Regions from separate parts of the Homo sapiens genome. Here region 1 is linked to region 2. Evidence: read pairs that join two places in POLR2A ChIA-PET (ENCODE). Cell type or tissue: OCI-LY7. All regions are shown on one strand.

Region 1 (8,000 bases), 240 kb before region 2:
GAGGCTTGAAGAGGGTAAATAACCTTGTTAAAGTCACCTGCTTATACACAGTAGAGCCATGATGCAAACTGAGATCTGCTTTCTCTTAAGACTTTTCCCTGTCCTGTATTCTTGCCAGGTTTCTGAAGAAACCAAAAGATGCATAATATAACAGCACACACTATGGCAGGAGAAAAATGTAAAAGGCTTATATTTTTATCACGTATTTGCTTCTGTGTAATCTATCTTTCACAATGTAAGTTAACTCAGGCAATGCCTTTTGAATTGCTAAGCTTAAAATAATGCCAAATACACACAGGAACTGGCTGATGCAGAGTCGAGTGATCAGACTGCTTGTGTCTAAGCAACGTAAAACTAGAAGAATTCTGCAGGAAAACTCCAGCCAAGATGGTCTGTGCTCTGAGCCGGCTCCATTCAGGTAGTTTAGAGCTTAAAAGACAAAACTTCAATGTTCTCTTTCCCCTATACATTTGTGGCCATGTTTCCCAGGAAGAATAATACTGTTTCTCTTTTTCACCTCTGGGATAAAGCTCTACATTGCCAAAAGGATGCTTTTCTTTCTCAGAGCAGAAGATGAGATGCTACAGAGCAGAGGATGAGATGAATATATACAGGCATACCTCAGAGATACTGCAAGTTTAGTTCCAGACCACTGCAATGAAGTGAATATTGCAATACAGCAAGTCACACAAATTTTTAGTTTCCCAGGGCATATAAAAGTGTTCACCCTATACTGTAGTTTAATAAAAGCACTTTATTGTTAAAAAATGCTAATGATCATCTGAGCCTTCAGTGCGTCATAATCTTTTTGCTGCTGGAGGGTCTTGCTTCCATGTTTGTGGCTGCTGACTGATCAGGGTGGTGGTTGCTGATGGAGGTGGTGGCTGTGGCAAAAAAAACAATGAGGTTTGTTCCATCAACTGGCTCTTCCTTTCACAAAGTATTTCTCTGTAGCATGGAATGCTGTGGGATAGCATTTCATTCACTGTAGAACTTCTTTCAAAATTAGAGTCCATTCTCTCAAACCCTGATGCTGTTTCATCAAGTTTAGGTAATATTCTGAATCCTTTGTTGTCATTTCTACAATGTTCACAGCATCTTTGCCGGGACTAGATTCCATTTCATGAAATAACTTTCTCTGCTCATTTATAAGATGCAACTCTTCATCTGTTCAAATTCTTTTCATGAGATTTCAGTAACTCAGTTTTATCCCCAGGCTCTACTTCTAATTCTAGTTCTTTTGCTATTTCTATCATATCTGCAGTTACTTCCTCCATTGAAGTCTTGAACTCTTCAAAGTCAACCAGGAGGCTTGGAATCAACTTCCTTCAAATCCCTGTTTATGCTGGTTGCTGTTTCAACCTCCTCCCATGAATCACAAATGTTCTCAATGGCATTTAAAGTGGTGAATCCATTCCAGAAAGTTTTCAATTTGCTTCCCAGATCCATCAGAAGAATCACTATTTATGGCAGCTTTAGGCTTACAAAACATATTTCTTAAATAGTAAGGTTTGAAAATCAAAATTACTCCTTGATACATGGGTTGCAGAATGAATGCTATGTTAGCAGGCATGTACAATCTTCTTGTACAACTCTTTCAGAGCTCTTGGGTGACCAGCTAGCTGCAGAACTGTGAATGAGCAGTAATATTTTGCAAAAAAATCTTTTTTTTTCTGAGCAGTAGGTCTCAACAAAGGGCTTAAAATATTCCATAAACCAGGCTGTCACCAGATGTGCCGTCATACAGGCTTTGCTGTTCCTTTTACAGAGCACAGGCAGAGTAGATTTAGCATCATTCTTAAGAGCCTTAGGTTTTTTGGAATGGTCAATGAGCAATGGCTTTAACTTAAAGTCACCAGCTGCATAAGGTCTTAACAACAGAGTCAACCTGTCTTTTGAAACTCAGAAGGCAGGCACTGACTTCTCTCTAGCTACCAAAATCCTGGAATGGCATCTTCTTCCAGTAGAAGGCTGTTTCATCTACACTGAAAATCTGGTGTTTGGTGTAGCCACCTTCACCAGTGATCTTAGCTGGATCTTCTGAATAACTTGTTGCAGCTTCTACATCAGCACTTGCTGCTTCACCCTGTACTTTTATGTTATGAAGATGGCTTCTCTCCTTAAACCTCATGAACCAACCTCTAACAGCTTCAAATTTTTCTTCTGCAGCTTCTTTACCTCTCAGTGTTCACAGAATTGAGGAGAGTCAAATCCAGAGGTCTTTCTCTGGATTAGACTTTGGCTTAAGGAAATATTGTGACTGGTTTGATCTTCTATCCAGACCACTAAAATTTTTCCATATAAGCAATAAGGCTGCTTCAATTTCTTTTCTATTTTGAGACAGGGTCTCATTATGTTGCCCAGGCTGATCTGCAACTCCTGGGCTCAGCCTGCTGAGTAGCTGGGAGTACAGGCATGCACCACTGCACCAAGCTTTGTTTGGTTTTCTTATCATTCAATGGGTGGAGCAGTCAGAACACATACAACATTTATCAATTAAGTTTACCATCTTATATGACTGTGGTTCATGGCGACCCGAAACAATTGAAATAATAACATCAAACATCACTGGTCACAGATCACCATAACAGATATAATAATAATAAAGTTTGAAATGTGAAAATTACCAAATGTGATAGACACATGCTGCTGGAGAAATGGCACTGACATACTTGCTTAACACAGGTTGTCACAATCCTCCTATCTATAAAAAAAATGCAATATCTGAAGCACAATAAAAAGAAGTGCAATAAACCTGGATATGCCTGTGCCTCCAACTCTCTAGCAAAAGTTCACTACCAAGAAACTTCATGGGTATAGAAACCTTGGTAAAAAGGTACAAATGGCTGCATAAAAGGACTCTCTCACACAACTGCCACACTGCCTTTCAGTTTACCATAACTCACATTAGCAAAAATAAAACCACAGCCCTCCAATAAGGTATGAATTTTTTTGCATCTCTTCTTTTGCGTAGCTGCCCTGAGCTTGGTGTCACACTTCAATGAGTCCCTTCAGAAGGCCTGCAGAGCTGTGCAGTGATCAAGTTCATAAGAGTATGTACAAGAGCCACAATGAGAAGTGACAGCCAAGCAGCAGCAGTGAGCTCCATGGTCATGTGTTCAGGGAGTGATTTATCTCTCATAACTCAATCCATTTAGTTGGGGCCTGAGGGAGACCCTTATCCAGACAAGAAACTACCTGTGCCTTCTAGGAAAAGGAGGCCAAGGCGATCTGGCAGGAGGCAGCAAGCATGACTCCCGTTTCTCTTTCCCCATAGCAAATTCTATTCAGTAATTCAATGTAAGAAGTGCTGAGACAACAGGACACTAGCAAAAAAGGCAAGGTGGGGACCATGTGCATCTGGGGACCACGGCGGGATATGTCTTTTGCAAGTGAATGAATATTTGTGTGTGCAAGGGTGGCTGGGCGGGGTGGGGGTGGTGGTGGAAGTAAAATGACAGCTTTCCCTCAAAGACTGCAGTCTCTGTGAAGTACCAACTGGAAATAAATAACTATTATTTGCCAGCAGCAAAGAAATGAAGCAGTTTGTTCCTTGAATGCATAAATGTAAATTGCTCAAAGAGCACAGTTTATACATAGCCTTCTGGCTTGTGAAATATTAAGCTACCAGAAAAGATAGGGTAAGACACACATTAAGTCAGCAAAGAAAGGAGCATCTTTGCCTTAGCACGTCAACCTTAGCACAACAAGAAATACTATCGATGTGGGAAGAGCGTGTGAAAGCAACGTCATGGCTGGGGTTTCATAAAGGACTGGGATCTTAATGGCATTTGAAAAGAATGAAAGGGAGACAAAGGGCACTGCTTGGGGAGCTACAGGGGAAGAGTGTCTTGGCTCCTCTGAGGCCTCCCCACAACTAACATAGCATGGGCAGTCTGTTTCAAGTGGGTAATGAAGGCCAACTCTGAGAATTCCATGGCTGGTATTTTCCTAGTCTGGAACTTCCTTTGCTCTAGCTCTATAAGGGCTGCGTGCTTGCAAGTTGCTCTACTCCTACATCCTGTGCTTGGTAGAAATGAGGAGCAGAAAGGGGGTGCAGTGCTGGGTCTGCAGGCACAGGAGGATCCAATCTAGAAACTGTGTTTGCATATCCCAACCAGAGAGGAAGAGCATGCTGGTGGGCTCTAGGGCCTATCTAGAACACAGGGGGAAAGGAGGGTATGTGGTTTCCAGGGATGACTTCTGAGCTCAGAGTAACATGTAACACATAAGACTTACCTGCAAGCAAGAAGGTGATAAGGCAAGTTTCCTTTGGCAAATAGAGTTTGAGACGAGAACCACTGAAGACGTATTCCACCACAGCTTCAGAACGACCTGCCCGCTGAAGAAAAGGCAGGAACTGCTTTGCTTTTTGGGTATCCTGATGGAGAAAAGAGGAAAAGAGTAACTGGAAAGTAATAAAACCCAACGTTTCTTTCTTTATAGTCTAGGACAAAAAGTTTGGCAGGAAGCTAAGCAAATAACCCTATTTATAGACATTTCTGAAACCAAGACATAGACATGATACCCATGAGGCCTCAGTAGAAGAAATATAGTTAATCGACAGTTTCCAGATTAACTTAAATACTCAGTTAAAAGGGTGCTTGGAAAATGAGACTTTCACACCAGAGTTCTCTGGGGCAAGAAGAGCTCATCTTCCTTTAACACAAAATTGAGGTGCCAGGCGCAGTGGCTCACGCCTGCAATCCCAGCACTTTGGGAGGCTGAGGCGGGTGGATCACCTGAGGTCAGGGGTTTGAAACCATCCTGGCCAACATGGCAAAACCCTGTCTCTACTAAAAATAGAAAAAAATTAGCCGGGCATGGTGGCACATGCCTGTAATCCCAGCTACTTGGGAGGCTGAGGCAGGAGAATCGCTTGAACCTGGGAGGTGGAGGTTGCAGTGAGCTGAAATCGTGCCATTTGCACTCCAACCTGGGCAACAAGAGCGAAACTCTTTCTCAAAAAAAAGAAAGAAAGAAAGAAAAAAAAGTTGAGGTAAGAAGACCAGTACTAACCTTCCATTTAACCTTTAATATTCATTAAAAAAAAAAAAAAAAGCGACGCCTAGGCTATCTCACATAGTCCCTATAACCCTGTCCCAGGAAGCCAAAAGTAGTTTATCTTTAAATAGGTTATGTAAGATTCAGAGCTCACAGTTTCTTAACCTTGAGAAGTGGCCAGCCTTCTCCAGGCACTAGTACAGCAACTCCTGCTCTATGTTCATTTTGGGGATGAGATGATACCTGGGGCATACTGTTCCTACCCAGGGAAATCTAGAACAGCAGGATGTGGTCAATGGAGACAAATACTACTTCATGTCAGCAGGAATCATTATAGAAATAATAAAAACACATAAAACGGAATAGCAGTTTAAAAACCTTTTTTGGTGCATCAACACAAAGTCTGTGTGCTCTATCCTCCAGAGTGCCAAATCATGGACATTTCGACTCTCAGAACTCAGTCACATAGATGCGAAGGGCCTTCAAATCCTTTCAGTCTCTCAAGCTAATTAAACAGGTGATAGAGTAAGTGAGCATCAAAATATCACATCGTATATGCTAGGGGAATAGTCACTGGATTTTAGAGTTTCAGGTTTTCAGCCCAGCCAGCAGAACTGAAAACTCCCTCTGAGGACACCAAGTTCTGCAAACTTTCCTGACTTCTGTGACACAAGCAGTCTGCACCCAGCCAAGCTTTTCCTTTTTGACTCTTCTTCTAACAACAGAGCTATTTTATTTAAATTAATGCACATTAGATAATGAAAACATAACAAGCCATCAAGTATTTCAAGAGTTTTCAGAGCAGCCAAAGGGGCTCCTCTCATTCAGAAGCAGTGAGGTAGGCTGGGATGAAAACAGTATTCATAGTAACTAAGATTCATGCTTCCCATCAAACGGATTCTTAGAGAAAAAGAGAGACAGCGATCCATTCTCAGTGTCTCTAACAGTACAGTGGTAAAAGGCAAGGTAACCATGAGCTTTAGGGGGTTGGAAACTTCCCCATTGAACACTTAAGCAACACATTCTCCTACACATATACACATGAAAAATGCCTGTCTGGCAGCTGGCTGAAGTCCAGAACAGTCAAACAAGATAAATGCTCCATGGGAAAGAAAGCACTACTTGATTAAAATCCTTGTGCCATACTAGTCTAAATCTGGGACACTATTCATGAGCTGAACCAGTAAGTCAACAACAATTATCAAATTGATTATCGCAAATCATGAGGCAACCTAACATCTCAGAAGAGAAGGTCTTTTTCCTCAAGATCAGAGCAAATTACATTTTTCAGAAATAGACTTCTACTCATCACTATCCTTTGGATGTAGTTATCTGGAAAAAATGCTTATAGGAATAACAATGGCACACACACAGGCATGCCTTTCATGTTTAAACTAACAAGGAGGTTGCAGCACCCTCTCTTCCTTTTTTGCTAAACTCTTACCTACTTTATAAAGAGAGAAACCTACTCAGACTGAGAATAATCAAGGAGCCTCAAAGGGACCTTAGTGCTACCCATGTCATAAAAATCAATACATGTTCCTGACTCCTCCTAAGTCTCAATGCACAACTCAACAGCTCTATTCCAGAAATGACAAATGGGAAGATAGCCAAGAGGATGACATGTCATTGATTATGGCAAAGATCAGAAGTGAAAGCCAACTATGAAAATCAGGCTGGGCGTGGTGGCTCATGCCTGTAATCTCAGCACTTTGGGAGGCTGAGGCAGGCAAATCACGAGGTCAGGAGATCGAGAGTATCCTGGCTAACACGGTGAAACCCCGTCTCTACTAAAAGTACAACAACAACAACAACAACAACAACAACAACAACAACAACAACAAAATAGCCGGGTGTGGTGGTGGGCACCTGTAGTCCCAGCTACTTGGGAAGCTGAGGCAGGAGAATGGTATGAACCTGAGAGGCGGAGCTTGCAGTGAGCCAAGATTGTGCCACTGCACTCCAGCCTGGGTGATAGAGCGAGACTCCGACAAAAAAAAAAAAAAAAAAAAAAAGAAAAAGAAAATCAAAGGCATACAGCAAATTTTAAAACCTCATCAGAACTGGCCATGTTTATTTCCAGATAAAAATTATAAGGTAAGAACATGGAGTTCCCCATATTCTTGAGGCAAGTATTTCGAAGGCTTGGATGAGGTGATATGCCTGTGGACCAGTCACTAAGTGGAAAGATGGATATTTCATCCAAGCTGACAGAATATTAAGTTCTTATAAAGTCAATTAAATTGATTATAAGAACCCAAAGATGTCGGCACTTTCAAATCTCAGTCACAGCCACACAAAAGTGTATGTCTTTCCTTGTCATCTCAAGCATTTTTTTGCTTGGCATGTTCCTTTTCAAACATTCTTGAAATCTTTAATATTTGTTTCAGTGGCTCAAATGAAAACACTGGTTAGGAAGACTGGCACGTTTCCTCAGGCGATGTAGCTATAAATCCTCCCTGGTAATTTAGTTATGGAAATTATTTATTTTAGAAATTCTGATTATAACAATATAAAATTGACAGAATTCAGTTAAGTAATTTGCCTTCCAAAGAGAGAGTGCAAGTAGCAATGTGCTTCAGTCTCTTAGACACATTTCCAGGGTTAATAAGAGCCGGGAGACAGAGATTTTCTCTCTTAAAAAAAAAAAGAAAAAAGAAAAAAAGACCTGGCCGGGCGCGATGGCTCACGGCTGTAATCCCAGCACTTTGGGACGCGGAGGCAGGAGGATCATCTGAGATCACGAGTTCGAGACCAGCCTGGCCAACATGGTGAAACCCTAAAAATACAAAAATTAGTTGGGTATAGCAGGGTGTGCCTGTAATCCCAGCTACTTGGGAGGCTGAGGCAGGAGAATCGCTTGAACCTGGGAGGCGGAGGTTGCAGTGAGCCCAATCATGCCATTGCACTCAAGCCTGGGTGACAAAAGTGAAACTCCATTTCAAAAAAAAAAAAAAGAAACACCCACAACCATATATATAAATAAAGATTTAAGA
Region 2 (8,000 bases):
GACTATCCAACTCAAATAGATTATCCAAATCAACTCCGTTACATGAGCTATCTGAAAGGTTTTTAATCAAAGAATCAAAGGAAACTTAAAAAAAATTCTGCTCCACAAATAGTTCAATGAACATAACTTCATGTTCATCTGGCTGCTTTCTGGAGAACATCCTACCAATTCCTCTTTCAACATCCTATTTCTGTTCCAACTCCATTCCTCAATCTTATTCTCTTACTACCTAATCCAAAAAGCCCAGAACATCTAATATCCCATGAAGCATCTGGCCCAGCTATACAATATGCACACACACAAATATCCAGAGTGAGGTGCTTTACATATACTATTTTTTTGTTTTTTGACCAGGATCTCACTCAGTCACTCAGGCTAGAGTGCAGTGGCATGATCATGGCTCACCACAGACTTGACCTCCCAGACTCAGGTGATTCTCCCACCTCAGCCTCCCGAGTAGCTACGACTACAGGCGTGCGCCACCACGCCTGGCTAATTTTTCCATAGAAACGGGGTTTTACCATGTTGCCCCAGGCTGGTCTCGAACTCTTGTGCTTAAGAGATCCTCCTGCCTCACACTCCCAAAGTGCTGGGATTACAGGTGTGAGCCACGGTGCCTGGCCTATACTATCTCTTTCAACTCTCTCAATAACTTACAAATGAAGAAACTAGGGCTTACAGAGGTTAAGGGTTAAGTAAGGGCACATGGTAGGAAATCAGAATTCTAACCTACATCTATGCAACCCCGACATCTGTGCTCCTTCCATTCCATTAAAAACATGTAGGCTGCAAAAAACCACAGGCCCTCAACAAATCTTCCTTTCCAAAAGAGTTCCCAAGAGAAGAAAAGCCACAAGATAGATAAAAGAAATAGAAGATACAAAAGGAAATCTATAGAAATTCAATTAGCATTCTGACCTAGAAGCACAGAGCCATTGAGTTCCATGAGTGAATGGCCTAAACATGAGGAAGAATGCAACTCTATACTACATGCACCTAAACCAAAGCAGGAAAAGGGGTACACAAGGAACAGGAACACCGGGGGCATGCCTCTGTACACATATATTCCCTGTGCTCAGGGCCCAAAGCATTTGCATTTATGCCTTCAGCCAACTGTCCTAGAGCTTCCTCCACCAGAACCCACACTGGCCTTCCACCACAAGAAAACTGATCTTTAACAGAACTTTAGACTTGAGAGAAATGAGTCCTCTCCCTGCAGCTCACCTTTTCCAAGGTAGATCATGCCATACTCTCGCCCCTGGGGAGTCTTGTTTTCTATCGTGAAACAGACTTCCTTCCCAATCAGCTTCTTTCGAAGGAACTCTCGAGCTGGAAATGCCCAGGGCTGAAAGACAAAACAAATATGTCACATGAGAACTGCCTAGTTTCAGATGCCAATCAGCATTCAAGCAACTTCATACCTTCAGTAAATGTCTGAGTACCTACCATGGTCCTGGCCCTGCGCTGGACCTTGAGAATATAAAAATGAAATGCACACAATGCAGATCGCACACTTAGGGGGCTCATAAAAAAAGGAGGGTCCAGCAGTTGGTTTAACTAACACAGACACTAAAAACAGGCCTCAGAGTTTTCCAGACACTGGCAGCAGGACTTTTTCCCTATCACTGTCTGTTCAGAGTTATAGCTTACTTTGTGAATAACATTTGCCAATGCTTTTATAGCACATACCATGTGCCAGCCACTGCTCTAAATGCTGTATATATATCAACCCACTCCTTCAAATGGGAAGTCCAGGCTCCAGGAACCCACCTAGGCAGAGGGAAGTCATAAATAACAACTACCACCTCCATTTCTCCGCCTCTTTCCAGTTTCTAAAACAGTTTCACTGCCTATTAAACTAGCCTGAAACCAGTTAAAGCCATTGTTGGAGGAGGGACATGATTCTAGTGTTCTTATTTCAGAGTGAATCCCCTGCTCAAGTGAGCCTTATTTAAGTCATCTCCACTCCCCTCTTTAAAGATCAGCAATAGTAAGAAGATATCCCCCAAAATGGCTCTTCTTCTACTTCTGCTCTAGTCTGAAGCCTTTACAGGTCCCAACATCCTTGGGAGGACACCAGTAACAGCCCCTGACAAAGGATCACCTTGATAATGGTGATTCTTTCCTCTCACCGTTCCATGCACAGACACGAGGACTGAGCTACACATCCACACAGTAGAAGCAGAGTCTCCATGTCATCTCAAGATAATACACAAAGGGGTGGTTTTGCCCCTCCCCATCCTATCACTCCTGGGATGGTTCAGACAAAGGGAGATTCTCCTCTGAAGCCATTGGCACAGTGGCCACTGGCACTTGAACTTATAGTCTGGACCTGGTTTAATGTCCCAAGTTCCCTTAGTACCAAAATGGGGAGGGATGGGGTAGGTGTTCAAGGAGCGTATGATTAGTAGGAGCTCACATGCTGAAAAAAATGTGAAGTATAAAAGGGAAAAGTGATATACAATATGCATACATTGTCTATTATAATCTCTTCAAACCACAGAACTCATGCTACACACAGTAAAGGCAAAAGAGTAAACTGATGGCCTGAAAGGAAGCCTCTGTTAACCTTTTTGGTCCATGCTAATTATTCCATGAAGTCACCCAACAAGCTTTTCTAGAAGAAAAATATCCATATGACTTCTAAGAAACCAGAAACCAATCAAAAGGTGGCAGGTCCACCAAACTGTTGGGCTGGTAGTCATAAAAACAGTACTGTTACATAACATAAATCATGAGGTTCTAGAGAACTGATCCTCAGTAAGGGTTCTTAAAGATGCAAAAATGAACAGATACTTGCTCACATCATGCCCTCTCTTCAAAGCAGAGGCCAACCCAATTCACTCAATGACAATATCAAGTTCACCTTGATTTTATGTCTCATTTCTACCCCCCACCCCAATCTCCAAAAATAAAATCAGATACCAGTCACCAAAGAGTCTGATGATTGACAAATGATCCCAATTATCAACCACATCACAGAAACAGCACCGAACCAATGAACAAAGCGTCCCAAATTTTTATTACCTTAGGGATCAACTTACTCCAAAAACATACACAGCTACAGATAAGTTTAAGATGTAGTCCTGAGTATTAATATTTAAAATTCAGTAACATAGAGCTTTCCTAAATACTTGGAAAAGCTCTGATAAGACCAGTGCTCCTAAAAGAGGCCAAGACTTTGGTGAAAACACTTTTACAAAAGGTCAGTTCACAGGAAAATAACTAGCCCCTGCAGGGAAATCTCCAATTTCTACCAACCAGGCAGAACTTTTCTAAAAAACTTTTAAGGCTCGCTGAAGAAACATCTTCCCCTTAGGACCTCATGTTTTCCAGCTGGTTAGTTACCGGTCAATAAGAGAAAACCACACTGGAGGTCTTGCAAAGGACATATGCCTAACCGTGTAAGAAAAAATAACCTAGTTTCTGCAATCTTCCTTCCTAAATAAGCCTTCTCAAGTGTGTTCCGTCCAGAGTTGGGCAAATTCAATAACTGGACAAGATATTAGTTAAGAAGAGAGGCAATCAAGAGACTCAAAGAGCTATAGAGGAAAGCAACTGACCACATCACTCCTCTGAGGGCAAGAGAGTGCTCTGGGACAGAACCCTTATGGAAGTGAGGCCAGTGTTACCCATGTGTCCACACAAAGGACAGCCAGGCAGAGGACTATCTGATGGAGAAGTCTATCCTAACAGAAGCTTGCTCAAATAAGGAAATTTGCTCAAAGCATTTATTCAAATAAGGGCCAGAATGGTCTAACAGGAAGAATAACTGTGGTCTATTCAAATGATGCCCCAGAGTCCCATCTAAGAAGCAAGTGGCTTTTAAGAAGTTGAGACTCAAAATTACTCTTTCCTTTAGAATGCCCAACTGCAGGCAATCTGGCGGCCTGCTCAGAACTTCCAGACCCAAGAAAGGTTGTCATATCTACCACAATGAAACTGAGCTTTTAATTCTAATCTTCTCTTTGACCAGATAGACTCTTAAAACTACCAGGACAAGATGAAACCCCAGAATGTAAAACCTTAACTAGTTACTAGGTAAATGACCCAACATTCAATACTTTTTGTCCCTCTTTCTCTTCCAACCACCCCACCGTGCCATCTGGATATGTAACTGATAATCCTGCTCTGCCGTCTTTCCCCAGCTACCCCAGTCCTCAACAGCTCCAATGAATGCAGGATTGTGACATTCATTTCTTTTTTAAAATAATAGCAAAATATGGCCGGGCCTGTAATCCCAGCACTTTGGGAGGCTCACGGCTGTAATCCCAACACTTTGGGAGGCCAAGACTCTTGGCAGGTCACCTGAGGTCAGGTGTTCAGGACCAGCCTGGCCAACATGGTGAAACTCCATCTCTACTGAAAATACAAAAAAAAAAAAAAAAAAAAATTAGCCAGGCATGTTGGCGCACGCCTGCAATCCCAGCTACTTGGGAAGCTGAGACAGGAGAATTGCTTGAACCTGTGAGGTGGAGGTTGCAGTGAGCCAAGATTGCGCCACTGCACTCCAGCCCGGGCGACAAAGCGAGGCTCCATCTAAAAACAAACAAACAAAAACAGCAAAATATTTATTTTTTTATTTTTTACCTTCTTTTAGTTTGTTTTATTTAATTATTTATTTATTTTTGAGACGGAGTCTCGCTCTGTCGCCAGGCTGGAATGCAGTGGCATAATCTTGGTTCACTGCAACCTCCGCTTCCCGGGTTCAAGCAATTCTCCTGCCTCAGCCTCCCGAGTAGCCGGGACTACACGCACATGCCACCACGCCCGGTTAATTTTTTTTGTATTTTTAGTAGAGACAAGGTTTCACCATGTTGGCCAGGCTGGTCTCGAACTCCTGACCTCATGATCCGCCCGCCTCGGCCTCCCAAAGTGCTGGCATTACAGGCATAAGCCACTGCGCCCAGCCACTTTTATTATTTTTTAAAGATAGTATTTCTTAATTTTTTTTTTTATTTCAATAGGTTTTGGGGAATGGGTGGTGTTTAGTTAAATGAATAAGTTCTTTAGTGGTTGTGACACTCATTTCTATATTTCTCATGAAAACATAAACAACTTTACCCGCAGCAGGAGCTCAATAATTCTGTGGGAAATAAATATATAATTCCCACAGTGCCCATCAATGCAGTATCTAAGCTGCCTGGAGTAGCTAGGCAACGCTGGGGATTAGCTTGGAACAGTGAAGAGATGGCTGGGGGCATACAGTGGGGCTGCTTTCATTGCCACAGGACTTAAGAGACAGCTGAGTTTCTTTGAAAGACGATATCATGACAGAAGGCAAAGAATAATCATGTGAAGATATTTGGGACAGTGATACAAAGGGATGCAAATGAGCAATAAGGTCCTTGATTATTCCTGAATGTGAAAAAGCTAAACATGCTCCAAAGAAATAGAAAGCCAGAGAGAAAGCGTAGTGCCACATTGCACAATCTTTCAACCCCTAAAATGGAGACGCTCAGGTTCTTTTCCTCATTATTCATTTAAATGTTTATTCACTGCTTACCTGTATTGTGTCAGGTACTGACTAGGCACAAAGACACAGAGATGAGAGAAAGGCTCTCTTCTTTGGAGCTTGCAATCCAGTAGAGAAAGATATATAAACGTGTAAACATGCAATGAAATGTTGTGAATGCTATGACAGCACCAAGATGGGATGATGAAAGGAAATGTCAGGTGTGATTTCTTAAGTGGCTGAATCTTAAAAGACAGCAGGTGCTCACCAGCCACAGAGGTGGCGAAGGAACTACTGATGGAGGGGGCTGCATGAGCTGAGGGCAGAAGGCAGGACCCCAGCCTGTAGGAAGACTTAAGTTCTTCAGCATGGTGGGGGCTTGGCATCCCAGAGGGGTTTCAGTAAGAGAAGTCTAAAAGTCATATCACAAATGCGCTTGTAACCCAGGCTAAGGCATTTAGATTTGTCACAGAGGTAATGAGGAATTACTAAAGTGTCTTGGAATATGAGGAATCACTAAAGTGTCTTGGAATATGAGGAACCACTGAAGAGTCTGGGAAAAAATAAAATTATGTTTCAAAAAAATCTGAGAGCATATGGAGAAAGGATTAGAGGGAAGGAGAATGAGGGCAAAGAGACTATTATTTCAACATCTAAGCACTCTATCAGAGATGAACAAAGAATAGCAGTATTAATCAAATGTCAAGTATGGATAAGAGAGGTTTTAAGGAGGCAGAATCCCTAGGCCTTGTTAAAGGCCTGGATGTCAGCGTTGGGGTGGGGGGTGGGGGAGTCAAAATGAGAGCAGGGAAATCAGGTTTTTCAATCAATTGACATTACTGGTAACTTGTGTCGATGCAGCTTTGAGGGTACAATAGGAGGAAAACCAAATCACAGCAGGGTGAGGAGACATTGGATTATTAGGAAGGAGAAATGATGACTGTGGGCTAGGAAAAGATGAAATCTGCAGCTATCAAATATTTCATCTCACAGGGATCTCTGAAGAGTTACCAGGAGAAACAGTGAGACTGAGTTAGTCTGGGAGAGGCAAAAAGCACTAGACTGTATAAATATATGGAACTACACCAGAATGCTAGGATCAGATTACACAGTATCCTTTCACCTAGGATAGTTCTGGTAAGATTTCACCGTCCTGTTAACATGGGATACAGTTATGATATTTTAGAACAAGTTCCAACTGGCCTTGTATTTCTCTGCCCAAGATTCTCATCCACAAAACAGGAAATTAAAATCCAACCCTTCTTTCTTAGAGGCTACACTAGTTCTTCCTTCTGGGCAAATGAACTTGGTCAGCTCCAAGAAGGGTCAACACTCTTCATTTGGAAGCAATCAAGCTGTTACACAATAGGAAAAGAAACTATTCAAAATGTTGGTTCACCCATTTGTTAATGCCCAAAATGTGAAAAATGCTGAAAGATATTTAATCTTCAGTGGTTGATCTAACAGTACTAGGAGTATCTGTAGTAAGAGAAATTAGCAAGCAGTAGTAGTGATTACCACAACTAACATTTATTATTTTATAAGCATGCACTAAAGCACTTCATGTTATCTTGTTTAATCTTCATTAAACGACCCTGAGGTATATGCTAATATTCTCAATATGTGTGGTCCCTGATGGAGGACCAGTGAAAAAGAACTGATTTTAATCTACTTAAATTTATTTTAATCTATTTAGTCTGATTGCTGTTGGTAGTAGAATTATGGGAGTTTTTCTCTATCTCTATTATCTATACCATTGCTTCACTAACTTCTTAATTAAAATAAAATGTCCTTTATTATAATTTTAAAAACTAAATGCTTTACTTAAATATTAATAAAAGTTCCACATAAACTCTTGCTTTTTCTTCTTTACCTCCCTGGCAGGGAATAGCACACAAAAGCTGAGGTACCAACCTGCCCAACATGATAAAGTTGGGGCAAAGAACAAATAATTGGAATCCAGAAATTTTGCTTTTTTTTTTTTATTATTTTTTTTTAGACAGGGTCTTACACTGTCACCCAGGCTGCAGTGTAGTGGCACAATCATGATGCACTGCAGCCTTGAACTCCCAGGTTCAAGTGATCCTTCCACCTCTACCTCCCAAGTAGTTGAGACTACAGGCATGCACCACCATGCCTGGCTAATTTTTTCTTTTTTTTTTTTTTTTTGAGATGGGATCTTGCTATGTTGTCAGTTGTCAGGACTGGTCTTGAAGTCCTGGGCTCAAGCAATCATCCCCACTCAGCCTCCCAAAGTGCTTGGATTACAGGTATGAGCCACCATGGCCAGCCCAGAAATTTCATTTCTGACAGCCAAAGCACTGCTAAAGGACAGCAAAGCACTAATGTTTCAAAGTGTAGAAGCCAAAAAGACTAAACAATGCCAAATTGGTACACATAGCAGCTGCCCAAAGAGCAGAAACTTAAGGGGTCAAAGGCAGACCACAAAAGCAAGGGGGCTGGGCATTAGAGGCTGAGGGGTGTGAGGGAAGGATGGAGGAGATGATGGGACATAGGCACAGAAGGTTCTCAAATCACCATTAGG

The links. Peaks named below come from ENCODE experiments on the same cell type or tissue, not always from the same donor. Only the 100,000 strongest peaks of a DNase experiment are listed, where the experiment ranks them.
Region 1: POLR2A ChIA-PET joins it to region 2 with 5 read pairs; 2 of 35 experiments call an interaction of 5 or more read pairs at or near these places.

The regions. Positions count from the first base shown.
Region 1 is chr7:127,925,569-127,933,568 of GRCh38, reverse strand. It overlaps SND1 (staphylococcal nuclease and tudor domain containing 1), which reads right to left. Exons shown (of 24, transcript NM_014390.4): 15 at 4,240-4,381. Among named protein-coding and RNA genes, the nearest start is that of SND1-IT1, 68 kb to the left of the region's middle. RefSeq lists an enhancer at 3,258-3,347. In OCI-LY7, no CTCF peak of the experiment used is centred here; a DNase peak (open chromatin) is centred at 3,028.
Region 2 is chr7:127,688,173-127,696,172 of GRCh38, reverse strand. It overlaps SND1 (staphylococcal nuclease and tudor domain containing 1), which reads right to left. Exons shown (of 24, transcript NM_014390.4): 3 at 1,225-1,345. Among named protein-coding and RNA genes, the nearest start is that of SND1, 40 kb to the right of the region's middle. In OCI-LY7, no CTCF peak of the experiment used is centred here; no DNase peak of the experiment used is centred here.